2 separate regions of the Homo sapiens genome follow, and region 2 is linked to region 1. Evidence: chromatin contacts called from ENCODE Hi-C data. All regions are on one chromosome and are shown on one strand. The core of a region is the stretch at or near the end of the contact, and the rest is flanking DNA. Distances in the headings are between cores, read along the strand shown. Region 1 holds the start of KCTD1 (potassium channel tetramerization domain containing 1). Region 2 overlaps PSMA8 (proteasome 20S subunit alpha 8).

Region 1 (7,337 bases), core at 4,568-7,067:
CAAAGATTTAAGTTTTGGATGAATGGGATCCACTTTCTCCCTGGCAACAAATATTTCTTTTTCTGTTTCATGGGTCAGCTTGAGTACAGAGTGAACTGACATCAGATATGAGTTTATATCAATTTAAAATAATACTCCTGAATACTGGTTACAACATTAATATGTGAGTGCATGGAAGAGAATATAAAGGTACAGATTTCTTTCCCAAAATGACTGCTGCAAAACACTGAGTGCATCACCTTTTAACTGTCTTTATTTTGATCTAGTTTAAACAGATAAAGAAGCCAAAATTTTGCCAATGAGACTACTTGCCAGGTGGAAAACGATTAATTTATAGACTCCTGGTACAAAAGCCAAAACAGTAGGCGCTCAGTAACTACTTCCTGAATGAAGAAAGTTATATACTTATGTACAAAACATTTAGTTTCTCCACCAACTTGAACTTTTCATAAAGGAGAGCAAACATTCTTGCAGTAGAAAAAGGAATGTAGCCACAAACTAATATTGAAAATCAGAAAAATACCCACTCTTTAAAAGGCAGTTAATCTTAATAGCTCCAAATAACCATGGCAAGAAGTCTTGTTACAATCGCTATACTCCTTTCATGTTTATAAAAATTTGATTCCATCTATAAGAAATAAAGAACATCCCTCCCTCTTAGTCTTCAAATTCAAAATAGGACCTTAGCAGTTATTTCAATAATACATAAAATGCATGCCTTTCACTATTAAGTAGATACATTAAATATTCCTTCTTCCTTGCCCCTATAGCACCTGAGTGGATTCCCTGAGCTGTCAGCCTCTGGCTTCTCCTCAAAGGTAAGTTAATGAACAACTAACTGTGTCAGCCTGCTTGCAGCCTGCTGCAGTTTCCACTCTGCTAACTATAAGGACCAACGGCCCACACTGAAGACAATAAAACACAAACAGGGGATGTGTACCAGCCCCCAAAATCTTTCCACTAATAGATGTCCTCTCTACAGAATTCCTTAAAAGTATTTCTGGAAATAATCTAGGTTAGGGTCAAGCAAGTGCAACTAAAGACACCTTTGTCACAGCTTGCAAATGCTTCACACTTTTGTTTAGCACAGGAGAGAGACATGTCTACAAAAACTGTAGTGACAAAACTATGACATTCAGAATCTAAACTTTATTAGTATTTTCTCCTCTGAGAATGATAAAGAACAAAATTATAAATCTCTATCATCCCTCTAAACTGAAGTACTGTTCTCTGAGGTAGGAAAAATGCTCTATTTTTATGCAAAGAGAATAGTTATAAGGATGGACGATACAGTGGTAAGCAGTTTAAAATGGACTACATGACCTCCACCTGGCAGCTTGCAAACCGTACCAATAACTGGATCATTTTAGATCACAATAGCTATTTGGGGGACAAGGGAACTAAAACTACACTTTACTTTTAACACAACCATTCAAGAGAATTAAAGAGTGGACCAGTTAAAGCGACCATCACAACCATCGCCATAATTCCTCACTCCCCCCAAAAGCCAGATACTTCACATGAGCAATCACACATTCCATAATCTTTGTTAATCCTTGAATGCATTCATTTTTTAACCAGTCCCATAAATAATATACTTAACAACACCCTCAAGAAGTAAAAAGAGTAAATGCATTTAAAGAAGCAGGCTCTTCATCTTTAGGGAAACTTGCAACATTAGTAGAAAATCAAAACATCAGTGTGTGACCTGTCTGTTATCGAGATGTCTCTAAGATGGTCAACAGTGGAATTCCGTATGACACTACTTGATAAAGTCCAGTCAGTATTAGGCTAGAGAGCCTATGTTTATGATTAAGTAATAATGACTGAAGCTGGAGCTGCACAGGGCATTTCCTGCGGATTAATGACCAGCCAGAAGAGTTGATGACCCAAAGCAATGCCACAGGCCAGCAACCTCAGCTAGGCATTAAGCCCCAGGAAATGCACTGAACCTCAACTCTTACAGTGATTTTAATATACAAAGAAGGAAAAAGTTTGCTCTCAGCTTTCTACTGAGCAATACTTCGACTGCTCAGACTTCATAAGTGAAAAGCTGACTACTAAAAATGTGCAAACTGAAAACTTTTTGTAGTGTTTTAACTAACAGGGACTTGGAGCTAAGATCTTGTTTGAGAGCCATAATAATCATATAAGCCATATATGGACACTCAAATCTATATTTAACTTAGGAGTTACCTGACAATAATGCAAGAATAATAAAAGCATCAGTATACAGTTTTTTGGAACTGATTTATTTTACTCAGGTAAATAAAAGATAATGACTGAAAGACTGCATTCCTTAGAACAAAACAAAACCAATGAAACGAAACCCTCTTATATTTTGTGGTTCTTTACGTCACAATTCTATATTACACTGGTGTCAAGAAACCAGCAGACAGATGCCAGTAGACAAATGGTTTCATTGTTATCCCAAGGCCATGCACGCCTTAATAAACTTTCTTAGACTTTTAACTCTTAATTAATCAGGTGCTATTCTAAATTAGGGCATTTCAAGGGTTTTTACTGTATCAGAAGAATATGAACATTTATTTTTGCTTTCAAAGAAAAAGCAAACCCTAAATTCTCCTCTCCATTCTTAAAATTCACTAACACAACCTGTCAGAAATAGACTACACACCTGAAGTACAGAAGACACATAGCCTACAGGTCTTGTGTATTTTAGAGAACTTTGGTGTTTATATTACCACTCGCAGCCCCTTTCTCAGTTGGCCTTGAGGCTTGCCCATTAGCTGGTAAACGTTTGAAAGGGTCAGTGTGTCCAGAACTGGAATTTCCACTTTGGAAAAAGCACAGAGGTACCTGACATATGTTCCTGGAGGGCCTGCACTATACCTTCAGACCTGCAAAATTCCTACTTCTGCTTGATGGCAGGCAGGTCAAAGTTGTAAAACCTCCAGTGGGTACTCCTGCCTGCAGAATAGAACACAGTGTCCAAAGACCCCTGGTTTCTGACTCCTAGACTAGAGAGTGTCCAAAACATGAATATAACTTTAATAATACTCACGAAAATACTACCTTGGGGAAAATAAGGAAAGAAGAATCTAACACTAGAGGCCCCAGTCTCGACCCAGAATTTGGCACTGCTTAGACTTAAATCATGTTAGGGTGGAAATAGTTTCTTCCTCTTTGATGAGGATAGTGAAGCCAAGGAGAAGTGAAGTGATTTGTCCATGCTGACTCAGCTGCTGGGATAGCACTCTTACTCTAATTATCTACTTCGTAGGTATTATCTGCCCCCTAGATAGTGAGCTCCGTGGGGCTAGGGGGAGACAGCAATGTTTCAGTGCCCACAGTGCTGGGCACCACAGGCCCATACTCCAATTTGTAGCCTGACTGGAATTGCAGATACCACGTTCCCACTTTAGTTTATGGAAATTGCACCCCACACTGCCAGTTTACATTCAACTACATGTTACAGTATAAACTGGCACTCAACTGCCTGGCTCTCCACTCTCCACCCCTTTTCTTTAAAAAAAAAAAAAAAAGCTACAGGAAGTGGGATTGGCACGTTTTCTTTTCAATAATTTATAACTGTTTTTCTACCTTCTAAGGTCATGGCGAATACGTAATAGAGTCTTTTAAGGGTTACTTGATTCAAATATGTCTTAAGTAACTGCTTCCTTTACATTTACAGTGTTCTCGCAGTCTTTGCCTTATAAAACTCATGCATTCAATGAAGAGCGGCTGCAAGAGTGAGCTAATCCTTTTGTTCGGCGAACTTTGAAGTTTTTCGCCTTACTGCACAGCAGTGATTTGTTAGGTAGCATGCCCTCTCTCACATCTTTTAAGGTTAGGTGTAAAGTTTCCCAAAAAGCACCAAGAGAGTTAACTTCTAAGGGTGAAACGAAATCCGATTCAGTACATTACCTACTTTTTAAAACTTCCCCCCTACCCAGAGCTGCATTAGCACAAAAGTTAGTCCCGAAGTGGTACCAAAGAAACATTTCATGCATAGAGTTTGGTTTGGTTACCTGGGTGGGGGAAACAATAGCAGGTGAAACTATTGTGGGAGAATTGGTGCTTCTGTGCCCATTGGCTTCTGGAAGAAGAGGCAGGGGGTCGTGTTTCACGGAAACCACCACCACCGCATCCACAGGCTCCGAGGGGCGGATACAAAGTCTTTTGGGGGAAGTGGGGCCGCAGATTTCCCCCGACCCGAACACAGACTCGTACAGGGCGCGCTTGGGCGCAGCCTCGGATTTCACGTCGGGCCCGACCTGGCTGTCTTTGGGGAGGATGTAAGTGTTCCCCAGCGAGGGCGGCTGGGGGCGGTGGTGGTGGGAGGGATGGGTGGGGGGGTGGTGGGAGTGGTGCCGTGCCGCCCCGTTCAGAGCCTCGGCGTAGCAGCCCTGCGGGGCGGGCGAGCCCAGCTTGGTGCCAATGCCCGCGATGCTGTTGAGCGTGGCGATGGAGACGGCGCCGATGCAGTGGTTGGTGTAGGTCTTGGAGAGCTTGGCCGCCTTGGAGAGCATCTGCATCCGAGTGCCTAGCAAGTTCTTGCCGATGGCTTTGTTCTCGTACCAGGTCACATCGCCCTCGCTGCAGTGGTCCCGGGGCCGCTGGAAGAACGCCTTGCAGAGAGGGTTGCGTTTCGACAGGTACTTGACGAAGCTGGCGTAGGGGCAGAACTCGGTGCCCGTCTCATACATGCGGGGCAAGTTCTCCTCGTCGCTGCTCTCGGCGCGCTTCTTGCTCCACGACGACGAGCGCGACTTGTGGTAGGGCCCGAGGGACTTGAAGTAGACGAACTTGCGACCGTCCTCGTCCATGGCCAGCCCAAAAGAGTCCTCCTCCAACTCACGCTGGTTCTCGCGGCCGCGGGTACAGAAGTACATGCACGTCTCGAACCAGACCTTGTTGAGCAGCCCGAAGGGCGTGTTGGTGCTGAAGACGCTGGAGGTGTACAGCTTGCGCAGGTCGGCGCGCGTGATGGCTTGCTTCTGCACCACCGGCCCGGCGCCCTGCTCCTCGAGCTTGCGGATGACCGCGGCCAGCGTCAGGTTGGCGCTGCGCAGCTCGGGGTCCTTGGTGAGGTCGAGCGTGCGGCAGTACGGGGGCTCATTGAGGTAGCGGTTGAGGGAGCTGCGGATGCTGATGAGCGACGACTTGCTGTAGAGCTGGCCGCTTTTGGAGCGGGCCTCGGCATAGAAGGAGCGCAGCACGCGGCACAGCGCCCCCTTGTCCATGGTCTCGAAGTCCGGGCTCTGCGCCTTCTCGCTCAGGTACTCCCGGAAGATGCGCACGGCGTAGCGGGTGGCCAGCCGGGTGTTCTCGCTCAGCCGGGCCCGCTCGGGGCGCTGCAGCACGTCGGGGTCCAGCTCGGAGCCGTCCCCGGGCGGCCCACCGCGGGCCCGGGGCGCCAGCAGTCGCGGCGGCGCCTCGGGCTCCAGCGCGGCGCTCTGGTCCATATTGATCATATGGACCGGCTCGGGCTCCAGCTCCTCCCCGGCCGAGTCCTCGGGCTCCAGGGGCTCGTCCCAGTCCAGCCCCATCTCCTCCTCTTCCTCCTCCTCCTCGTCCTCCTCCAGCCCCCCACCTCCGTCCTCCTCCTCCTCCTCGTCCCCCGTTATCTGCACCTCCTGGATCTCGTCCTCCTCCTCCTCTTCCTCCTCCTCCTCGCCCGCGCTGCAGTAGTGCGGACGGCTGTGGCGGCGGCCGCGGCCCCCCGCGCCGCGCTCGCCCTCGCCCCGCTCCCCATTGTTCTCGGCGGCGGCGGCGGCAGCGCTGGCGCTGCCGCCCGCGCTGGTGTTACAGTCCCCGCTGCCAGGCATTCTCGCCATATTGCCGTCTCTCTGCCAGTCCTCGGGCAGGGCGCATGCGCTATATTGGACCGCAGCGCTGAGAGCTTTTGTGTTTAATGACCTTCAGCTACCGGGAGGCAAAGCCGGGCTCTTAAAGGAGCCGCGCTCCAATTGTCATTCCCGAGCGCAGCTCCGGAGGGGCAGCGGCGCGCAGGGGATGGAGGGGAGGGGGGAGGGGGGGACAAGTTAGACCGGAGAGATAGGGTAAAGGACGGAGGCTGACCAGACCTTCTTCCTCCCCCACCCGGCTCCCACTTCTAAGAAAACTTTGAAGGAAAAAAAAAAGGAAAGGGAGGGAGAGCTGTCGGTGGGGGCGAAACACTCCCAACTTACCCTCTGGCGGAGAATTGCGCGGGCCCGGGCGGGAGAGAGGGAGGGCCGGCGAGAGGGCGGGACGGTCTCGTTTCTCTAAGTAATGCCCGAGGAGCAGTGCCCCTTCCACTGCCCCCTCATTGCCCCCCGGAGCCGGGGGGTCGGGGCGGCGGCTGCGCCGGGCGGGCCGCGGGTGCTGCCGCGGGAAACCCGTGTCTGGGGCCGCCCGGAGCGGAGCGGAGCAGGCAGGTTAATGAGCAGGGTGGAGGAGGCACGGCGAGGCCCCGCACCCTCTCGGCGCCCGCGGCCAGGGCGCAGCGGGCGAGGCTTGGGAGCGGGATGGGGCTGGCGGCGGCGGCGGCTCCCCCACCTACTTGCTGGCGGCGAGGCGCGGGGGCCTGGGGCCAGCCGCGCGGCTCCCAACTCCCTTTCCGACTCTTGCAAAGGAGCGAAACACGCCCCACGTCAGCCACATCCCTTTCGACTTTTCCAACAGCCACATTTAAGCTGTCATTAAAGACCTGGGGCGCTCCCCGTAGGTCTGGGGCAAGTCCGCGCCGGTCCAGCCAGCCCCGGGAAGGAGCGAGGCAGAGAAGACTGGGAGGGGCCGGTGGGAGGGGAGACGAGGGAAGAGGCGCTTGGGACCCCAGGGGCCACAGGGACCCTTCCCCACCCGCCCAGGGCGCCGCCCTCCCTGCCCCTGAGCAAAGTGACACAACTCCCTCGGGCGAGGCGCTCCACCAAGCTGGAGCTGAAGTCTCCCTAAGGCCCATCGGGCAGGCGGAAAAAGCGAACTTGTGTCTCGGCCGACCCTGCCGCAGCCACAATTCGGCAATTCGGATCCGGAGCGCACTCTCACTCAAAGTTTGCCAACCGCCATTCGTTCGCCCTCCGGGCTGCGCTGCCTCAGGCGCGCGGGGGCGGGCACCTCGGAAACTGGAAAAGCAGCCAAAGAGCTCGCCGGGTCTCGCTTTCCCATAGGAGACACTGCCCCACTTCCAGCCAAACGCCCGCCCCCGGCGCGCCCAGGCTCCGGGCGCGTCCTTGCGTCGCCGCCTCCCGCTCTCCCGGCCCAGGGGCAGCTTCCCAGAGCCGCCGGGGACCTCGGCTGTTCTCTTAGGAGGCACAGCCCAGGCCACTCTCGGAGCTCGTGCTGCATCCTAACTTTCACCTTCTCCCGCAGCCCGTGTGTACCCTGGCGCG
Region 2 (7,686 bases), core at 59-2,558, 360 kb before region 1:
CCTGATGTGGTGGTGTGCTCCTGTGGTCCCAGCTACTTGGGAAGCTGAGGTGGGAGGATCACTTGAACCTGGGAGGTCAAGGCTGCAGTGAGCCATGATTGTGCCACTGTACTCCATCCTGGGCAACAGAGCAAGACCCCATCTCCAAAAAAAAGGTGATCAACATCATTGATCATCAGAGAAATGCAAATCAAAACTACAATAAAATATCATCTCACCCCAGTTAAAATGGCTTATATCTAATAGACAAGCTACAGCAAATGCTGGTGAGGATATGGAGAAAAGGGAACCCTCATACACTGTTGGTGGGAATGTAAATTAGTACAACCACCATGAAGAATAGTTTGGAGATTCCTCAAAAAACATAAAATAAAAGTACATATGGTCCAGCAATCCCACTACTGGGTGTATACCCAAAAGAAAGGAAATCAGTATATTGAAGAAATAGCTGCACTCCCATGTTAATTGCAGAACTGTTCACAATAGCCAAGATTTGGAAGCAACCTTAGGGTCCATCAACAGATGAATGTACGAAGACAATGTGATACTTACACACAATGAAGTACTGTTCTGCCCCCAAAAAAATAATGAGATACTGTCATTTGTAATAACATGGATGGAACTGGAGATCATTATGTTAAATAAGGCAGGCATGGAAAGACAGACATTGCATGTTTTTACTCATTTGTGGAATCTAAAAATCAAAACAATTGAACTCATGGAGATACAGAGTAGAAGGATGGTTACTAGAGGCTGGGAAGGGTAGTGGGGGGCAGGGGCAGGTGGGGATGGTTAATAGGTACAAAAAAATAGAATTTATAAGACCTAGTATTTGATAACACAACAGGGTAACTATAGTCAATAACAATTTAATTGTACATTTTAAGATAACTAAAAGAGTATAATTGGATTTTTTGTAACACAAAGGATAAATGCTTGAGGGGATGGATACCCCATTCTCCATGATGTGGTTATTATGCATCACATGCCTGTATCAAAATATCTCATGTACCCCATAATATATATACCTACTATGTACTCATAAAAATTAAAAATAATTTTTTGAAAAGGCTTCTTGAGGCTGGGCGCAGTGGCTCATGCCTGTAATCCCAGCATTTTGGGAGGCCGAGACAGGCAAATCGATTGAGCCCAGGAGTTTGAGACCAGCCTGGGCAACATGGCGAAACCCCGTCTCTACAAAAAATACAAAAGTTAGCTGGGCATGGTGGTTCACATCTGTAGCCCCAGCTACTCCGGTTGCTGAGGCGGTAGGATGGCTTGAGCCCAGGAGGCAGAGGTTGCAGTGAGCTGTGATCATGCCGCTGTGCTTCAGCTGTAGGCAGCAGAGCAAGACCCGGTCTCAAAAAGGAAAAAGAAAGTGAAAGACACTTTTTCAAAGGAGGAAATTATTTCTTCCCCAAGTAATACCACATCACTTTATTCAGGTTTGTATTGTAATGATCTATTTATATGCCAGTTTTTTTCCACTAAACTGTGGACTCCTTAATAGCAGGTAAGAATTATATTCTTCCACTTTCAGAGCCCATGGAACTCCTAGTAATTGCTTGATGGGTAAATTCATTTCATAAAACGTTCAAATAATATATTTTATGTAGATTATTGACAAATACAGATTTTGTGACACACATCTTTATAGGTGAAATGGAAAGAGTTCTGGAGTTGAAATAAGAATCAGAGACCTAATCTTTAATCCTTCTTTAATCTTTGGCCAAATATAATTTAGCTTTGTGAATCTATGTTTTCTTATATGTAAATTCTAGTGATGGACTAATAGCTAAAATCCTTTACATCTCTAATATCTTTGAAAATTTGCCTTTCCATAAAGTTGATCATTCATTTATCAATTTAATAGATACCTCTTTTCAGTATTAAGATCATTATATTTAGATTTTTGTATATAAATGTATTAACTTCACTGAAGTTAATAATTGCTGTCTTGGCCAGGCACGGTGGCTCAGGCCTGTAATCCCAGCACTTTGGGAGGCTGAGGCGGGCAGATCACTTGAGGTCAGGAGTTCAAGACCAGCCTGGCCAACATGGCAAAACCCTGTCTGTACTGAAAATGCAAATCTCTCTACTAAAAATAACAAAAATCAGTCAGGCGTGGTAGCACACACCTGTAGTCCCAGCTACTGAGGAGACTGAGGTGGGAGAATCGCTTGAACCCGGCAGCAGAGGTTGCAATCACATCACTGCAGTCCAGCCTGGGCGACAGGGTGAGACCCTGTCTGAAAAAAAAAGAAAAAGAAAATGGCAGCCTGGTCTCGAACCCCTGACCTCAACTGATCCACCCACCTCGGCCTCCCAAAGTGCTGGGATTACAGGCCTGAGTCACCAGGTTTGGCCAATAATTGCTGTCTTATAGCCGCAAGCATGTAACCTTGGATCTACTTGTGAACAGTACAACAGAAAATCAAACTACACTGCAAATTCTTAGAAAAATAAAACCTTTTTTGCTTTCTACTTAGACATAAAGTAGCATAAATTATCTTTTCCCATTTCATTTCGCTATTCTATAAACTGATCAAATTATTAAACCCTATCAGAGAATCACACAGTAGGGTGCAGTTGGGAGAGTTAAATAATGAGTCTTTGTTCATGAATAAAATTAAGCCTCGCATTAAAATGTTTTTGGAGTTATATGCACATATAGGATATATAACGCAATATCACCTTTTGTCCTGCTTTCTTTTTTAGCACAGTGATAGTAGAAATGTCAGAGATCTGGTTTTGCCCATAATTGTTATTGCTCTTAGACCTCTTGAAATGCTTCATTGTATATTTGAAGTTACAAAATATAAAGTTGTACATAGAAAGTATAAATTTATTAAATATTGGAATTCTTCATATTGTATTTACATATTATTCGTATAACTGACATTTGATCTTTAAATTTTTTTCTCTTTTCAGATGTTTAGTGCAAAAGAAGTTGAATTATATGTAACTGAAATAGAAAAGGAAAAGGAAGAAGCAGAGAAGAAAAAATCAAAGAAATCTGTCTAATTCTTAGGATGACCACTGGGAGGTCTTAATGTTTTGTTTTATTGTACTGCCTGAGGTTGTTTAGTGAAATTTTAGAGGAAAACAGTTATTTTGCAGCATTACATGCAGTACTTGTGTGATGTTTTGAGAATGCCAGATCTGTGGCTGTCTTCATTCTATTACATAGTCAAACATAGGTTTATGTGAAGATTTTCTTTGAAAGGGGATTTCAGTAATTGTTGAGAGCAGTCATAATTCCACATAAGCCTGAGACTCTATAATTTGTCCAGTGTCTTACTTACCTTCATATATGCAAATATAATTTTAAAAAATTTTTTAATTAAAAAAATTTAATAATTTGGTGATGTTTGAATATTGACTGTCAGTTAAGGACATAGCTATTCCAAATAAACTAAATATAATATTGAGCTGCATTTCTCAAAGAATGACAAAAGCATCCTTATACTGATGAGTTCTTAAAATTTTGTCAGAGCCTTCTTCATTTTACAATATTTTGTTATTTTTATTTTACCTTTTTCATTTTACAATATTTCGTTATTTTTATTTTACCTTTTTCATTTTACAAGTTGCAATATATTGTTTCGTTCATGGAACAAATATAGGCTGAATTCAAACATGCAATTAAAGCATGGGAAGAGCTTCTAAGGGCATCTTAACAGGATGCTACATGAAAATAAGGAAAGAAATTAATACATATCACTTTTAGTTTAGATTTTTATTTTATCTCAAGTATGTCCAGTGTGTTCGGTTTGTTACATATTCCATGAAATATCTGAGTGTGTATTTTATGATTGGTATTATGGAAGGCTTATTGGGGGAACAAGAAAAATATAAAAAGTGATCTCTGCCCACGGAAAGGATTTAATCCAAATGGTCCACAAGAGGAATGTGCTTAATTCCTACAGTGAGTTTATATTTTTGAAAATAAAAGCTAGTAAATATTCTTTCTGTTGTTTTAATTAATTGTTTATTTATTTCAGAGATGAGGTCTCACTATGTTGCCCAGGCTGGTCTCAAACTCCTGGCTTCAAGCAATCCTCCCACCTCCACCACCCAAAGTGCTGGGATTACAGGCTGAGCCACTGCACCTGGTCTTAATGTTCTTTTTTGAAAACGAGGGGAGAGGTTCAGTTTTTGCAGAGGAATGAAAATAGTAGGGGAAGGCCAGGCGTGGTGGCTCATGCCTGTAATCCCAGCACTTTGGGAGGCTGAGATGGGCGGACCACTTGAGGCCAGGAGTTCGGAACCAGCTGGCCAACATGGCGAAACCCCGAGTGGGGTGGGGTTGGTTTTGGGATGAAACTGTTCCACCTCAGATCATCAGGCATTCGAGTCTCGTAAGGAGCCCACAATCCCTTGCATGTGCAGTTTACAGCAGGTTTCACACTCCGATGAGAATCTTTTTTTTTTTTTTGAGACGAGTCTCGCTGTGTCACCCAGGCTGGAGTGCAGTGGCGCAATCTCGCTCCCTGCAACCTCCGCCTCTCAGGTTCAAGTGATTCTCCTGCCATAGCCTCTCAAGCAGCTGGAACTACAGGCATGTGCTATCACGACCAGCTAATTTTTGTATTTTTAGTAGAGTCGGGGTTTCGCCATGTTGGCCAGGCTGGTCTTGAACTCCTGGCCTCAGGTGACCACCTGCCTCGGCCTCCCAAAGTGCTGGGATTACAGGCGTGAGCCACCGTGCCCGGCCTCCTATGAGAATTGTTACTGCCGCCACTGATCTCACAGGTGACAGAGCTCATGTGGTAATGCTCGCTCCCCCCACCCCCCTACTCACCTCCTCCTGTGCAGCCGGGTTCCTAACAGGCCACAAGCCAGTACTGATCCACGGCCCTGGGGTTGGGGACCCCCGATCTAAGGGATATGGTTGTAATTCCATCCCTTATTTTTTTACTTGACAAGTACTCATACAATACCACAGTCACTGCATGCCAGACACTGTTTAGATTACTTGCAAATATTAACATTTAATTATCTTAACAACTCTGAGACAAGTTTTATAATGTATGCCCATGGTGCTGATGCTTATAGTGCTTTGCCACCACAAGTGTCCATCAGAATGGAAACATTTCTCATTGCTCACCAATCTCTCCCTCACAAGGATGTATCATGAGAGGCAAGAGGTTTTTTTGAATCTCACTAGCTTTATTACTCCTGTGACTCAGTTCTTCTTAGTTATCAGAGTCTAATTGGTTTTAGCTCAACTGATTTATTCTACTTTGGAAATCATAGCATTATTTTGGTCAGGTTTCACTGATCCATACAAAACGATTTTCTATTTAATGTGAAGTTCTTTTGTTTGTTTGGTTTTTTGTTTGTTTGTTTTTAGATGAGGCCTCTGTCACCCAGGCTGGAGTAGTGATGCCACCTTGGCTCACTGCAACTTCTGCCTCCCAGGTTCAAGCAATCCTCCCACCTCAGGCTCCTGAGTAGCTGGGACTACAGCTGCTCGCCACCACACCCTGTTAATTTTTTGTATTTTTTAGCAGAGACAGGGTTTTACCATGTTGCACAGGCTGGACTCGAACTCCTGAAGTCAAGAGATACATACACCCAACTCGGCCTCCCAAAGTGCTGGGATTACAGGCATGAGCCACTGTGACCAGCCCTAATGTGAAGTTTGAACCAAAAAAAATTCAAACGTTATTGCTATTTAAAATGTTACTTTGGCTGGGCGTGGTGGCTCACGCCTATAATCCCAGCATTTTGGGAGGCCAAGGCGGGTGGATCACCTGATGTCAGGAGTTCGCAACCAGCCTGACAAACATGGTGAAACCCTGTCTCTACTAAAAATACAAAAAAAAAAATTAGCCTTGGCCGGGTGCAGTGGCTCATGCCTGTAATCCCAGCACTTTGGGAGGCCGAGGCGGGTGGATCACCTGAGGTCAGGAGTTCGAGACCAGCCTGACCAATATGGAGAAACCCCTTCTCTACTGTCTCTACTAAAAATACAAAATTAGCTGGGCGTAGTGGCACAAACCTGTAATCCCAGCTACTAGGGAGGGTGAGGCAGGAGAATCGCTTGAACCTGGGAGGCGGAGGTTGCAGTGAGCCAAGATCGTGCCATTGCACTCCAGCCTGGGCAACAAGAGTGAAACTCCGTCTCAAAAAAAAAAAAAAAAAAAAAAGCCAGACCTGGTGGCGCATGCCTGTAATCCCAGCTACTCAGGAGGCTGAGGCAGGAGAATCGCTTGAACCCAGGAGGCAGAGGTGGCAGTGAGCTGAGATTGCACCACTGCACTCCAGTCTGGGCAATGAGAGAAACTCCATCTCAAAAAAAAAAAAAAGTTACTTTTACTGGCCAGGCAAAGTGGCTCATGCCTATAATCCCAGCACTTTGAGAGGCCGAGGTGGGCGGATCGCTTGAGGTCAGGAGTTCAAGACCAGCCTGACCAACATGGCGAAACCTCATCTCTACTAAAAATACAAAAAAATCAGCCAGGCATGGTGGTGCACGCCTGTAGTCCCAGCTACTCAGGAAGCTGAGGCAGGAGAATTGCTTGAACACAGGAGGCGGAGGTTGCAATGAACCGAGATTGAGCCGCTGCACTACAGCCTGGGTGACAAAGTGAGACTCTGTCTCAAAAAAATAAAATAAAATAAGATAGGGTGCAGTGGCTCACACCTGTAATCCAGCACTTTGGGAGACTGAGACAGGTGGATCATCGGAGGTCAGGAGTTCAAGACCAGCCTGGCCAACATGGTGAAACCCCATCTCTACTAAAAATTCAAAAAATTAGCTGGGCACGGTGGCGGGTGCCTGTAATCCCAGCTACTCGGGAGGCTGAGGCAGGATAATTGCTTGAACCCGGGAGGCAGAGGTTGCAGTGAGCCAAGATTGTGCCACTGCACTCCAGCCTGGGCGACAGAGTGAGACTCTGTCTCAAAAATAAATTAATTAATTAAATGAAATGTTACTTTTATTTTATTGAGAGAAAAAAACCCCAATATTCAAGTGCTTTATGTTTTTTCTCTCTCATGTCACCACGGTGAGATGATCACAAATACTTGATTTTAGGAATTACCTAAACAACTTATCTTTCCAGCATTAGATTACGGTTAAGTGGGTAGACAGAAAAATCTGTCACTATAGGTATGGAAATGCTGGATAACATCTAACAAATATGCTTTTAAATGCATAGGTAAGGCCAGGTGCAGTGGCTCACACCTGTAATCCCAGCACTTTGGGAGGCCAAGGCAAGAGGATCGCTTGAGGCCAGGAGTTTGGGACCAGCCTGGGCAACATGGTGAGACTCCCATCTGCACAAAAAATTTAAAAATTAGCTGGGTGTGGTGGTGCACATCTGTAGCTCCAGCTACTTAGCAGGCTGAGACAGGAGGATCACTTGAGCCCAGGAAGTGGCTGCAGTGAGCCATGATCCTGCCACTATACTCCAGTTCTGGGCAACAGAGAGACACCCTGTCTCAAAAAAATTGTAAATACATACAGATGTACATACATATATATGTACATAAGTAAACTCACAAGAAGGGATGGGAAATCCGGGACTGAAAACAGAAAGTTATGAAAATCAGAGAAGCAGCTGAGCAGATGCTGGTTCTGCTGTGTATACGGTTGTGTTGGCACAGGGAATAAGCATAATAGAGACTAGAAACACCCAGACGCTTACTGGATACTTGGTTTATGGCAGTTAGCAT

Evidence for each region. A loop is a pair of places that touch in the nucleus more often than their neighbours do. Pooled maps may share reads with other maps.
Region 2: a loop to region 1 is called in a pooled map, with 5 times the contacts of the local background. The contact joins the enhancer-like site here to the promoter of KCTD1 in region 1. A Hi-C loop is called at or near these places in 3 of 37 single-sample maps with no recorded cell type and 3 of 50 pooled maps.

What each region holds. Positions count from the first base shown.
Region 1 is chr18:26,542,736-26,550,072 of GRCh38, forward strand. It overlaps KCTD1 (potassium channel tetramerization domain containing 1), which reads right to left and starts at 5,818. Exons shown (of 5, transcript NM_001142730.3): 1 at 3,993-5,818. The coding sequence starts at 5,801. LOC124904273 (a long non-coding RNA gene) reads left to right here and starts at 4,125. Exons shown (of 2, transcript XR_007066321.1): 1 at 4,125-4,259. RefSeq lists enhancers at 4,137-5,121, 4,960-5,009, 5,030-5,119, 5,750-6,044, 6,110-6,751 and 1 more and silencers at 5,300-5,409, 5,430-5,539, 5,650-5,709, 6,300-6,529, 6,620-6,749 and 2 more.
Region 2 is chr18:26,189,388-26,197,073 of GRCh38, forward strand. It overlaps PSMA8 (proteasome 20S subunit alpha 8), which reads left to right. Exons shown (of 7, transcript NM_001025096.2): 7 at 2,932-3,968. The coding sequence ends at 3,024. Among named protein-coding and RNA genes, the nearest start is that of TAF4B, 33 kb to the right of the region's middle. RefSeq lists enhancers at 1,371-1,480, 2,189-2,268. Within about 2 kb of position 1,309, at least 7 of the 41 ENCODE cell types and tissues checked have a DNase peak (open chromatin) inside an H3K27ac peak, as active enhancers do.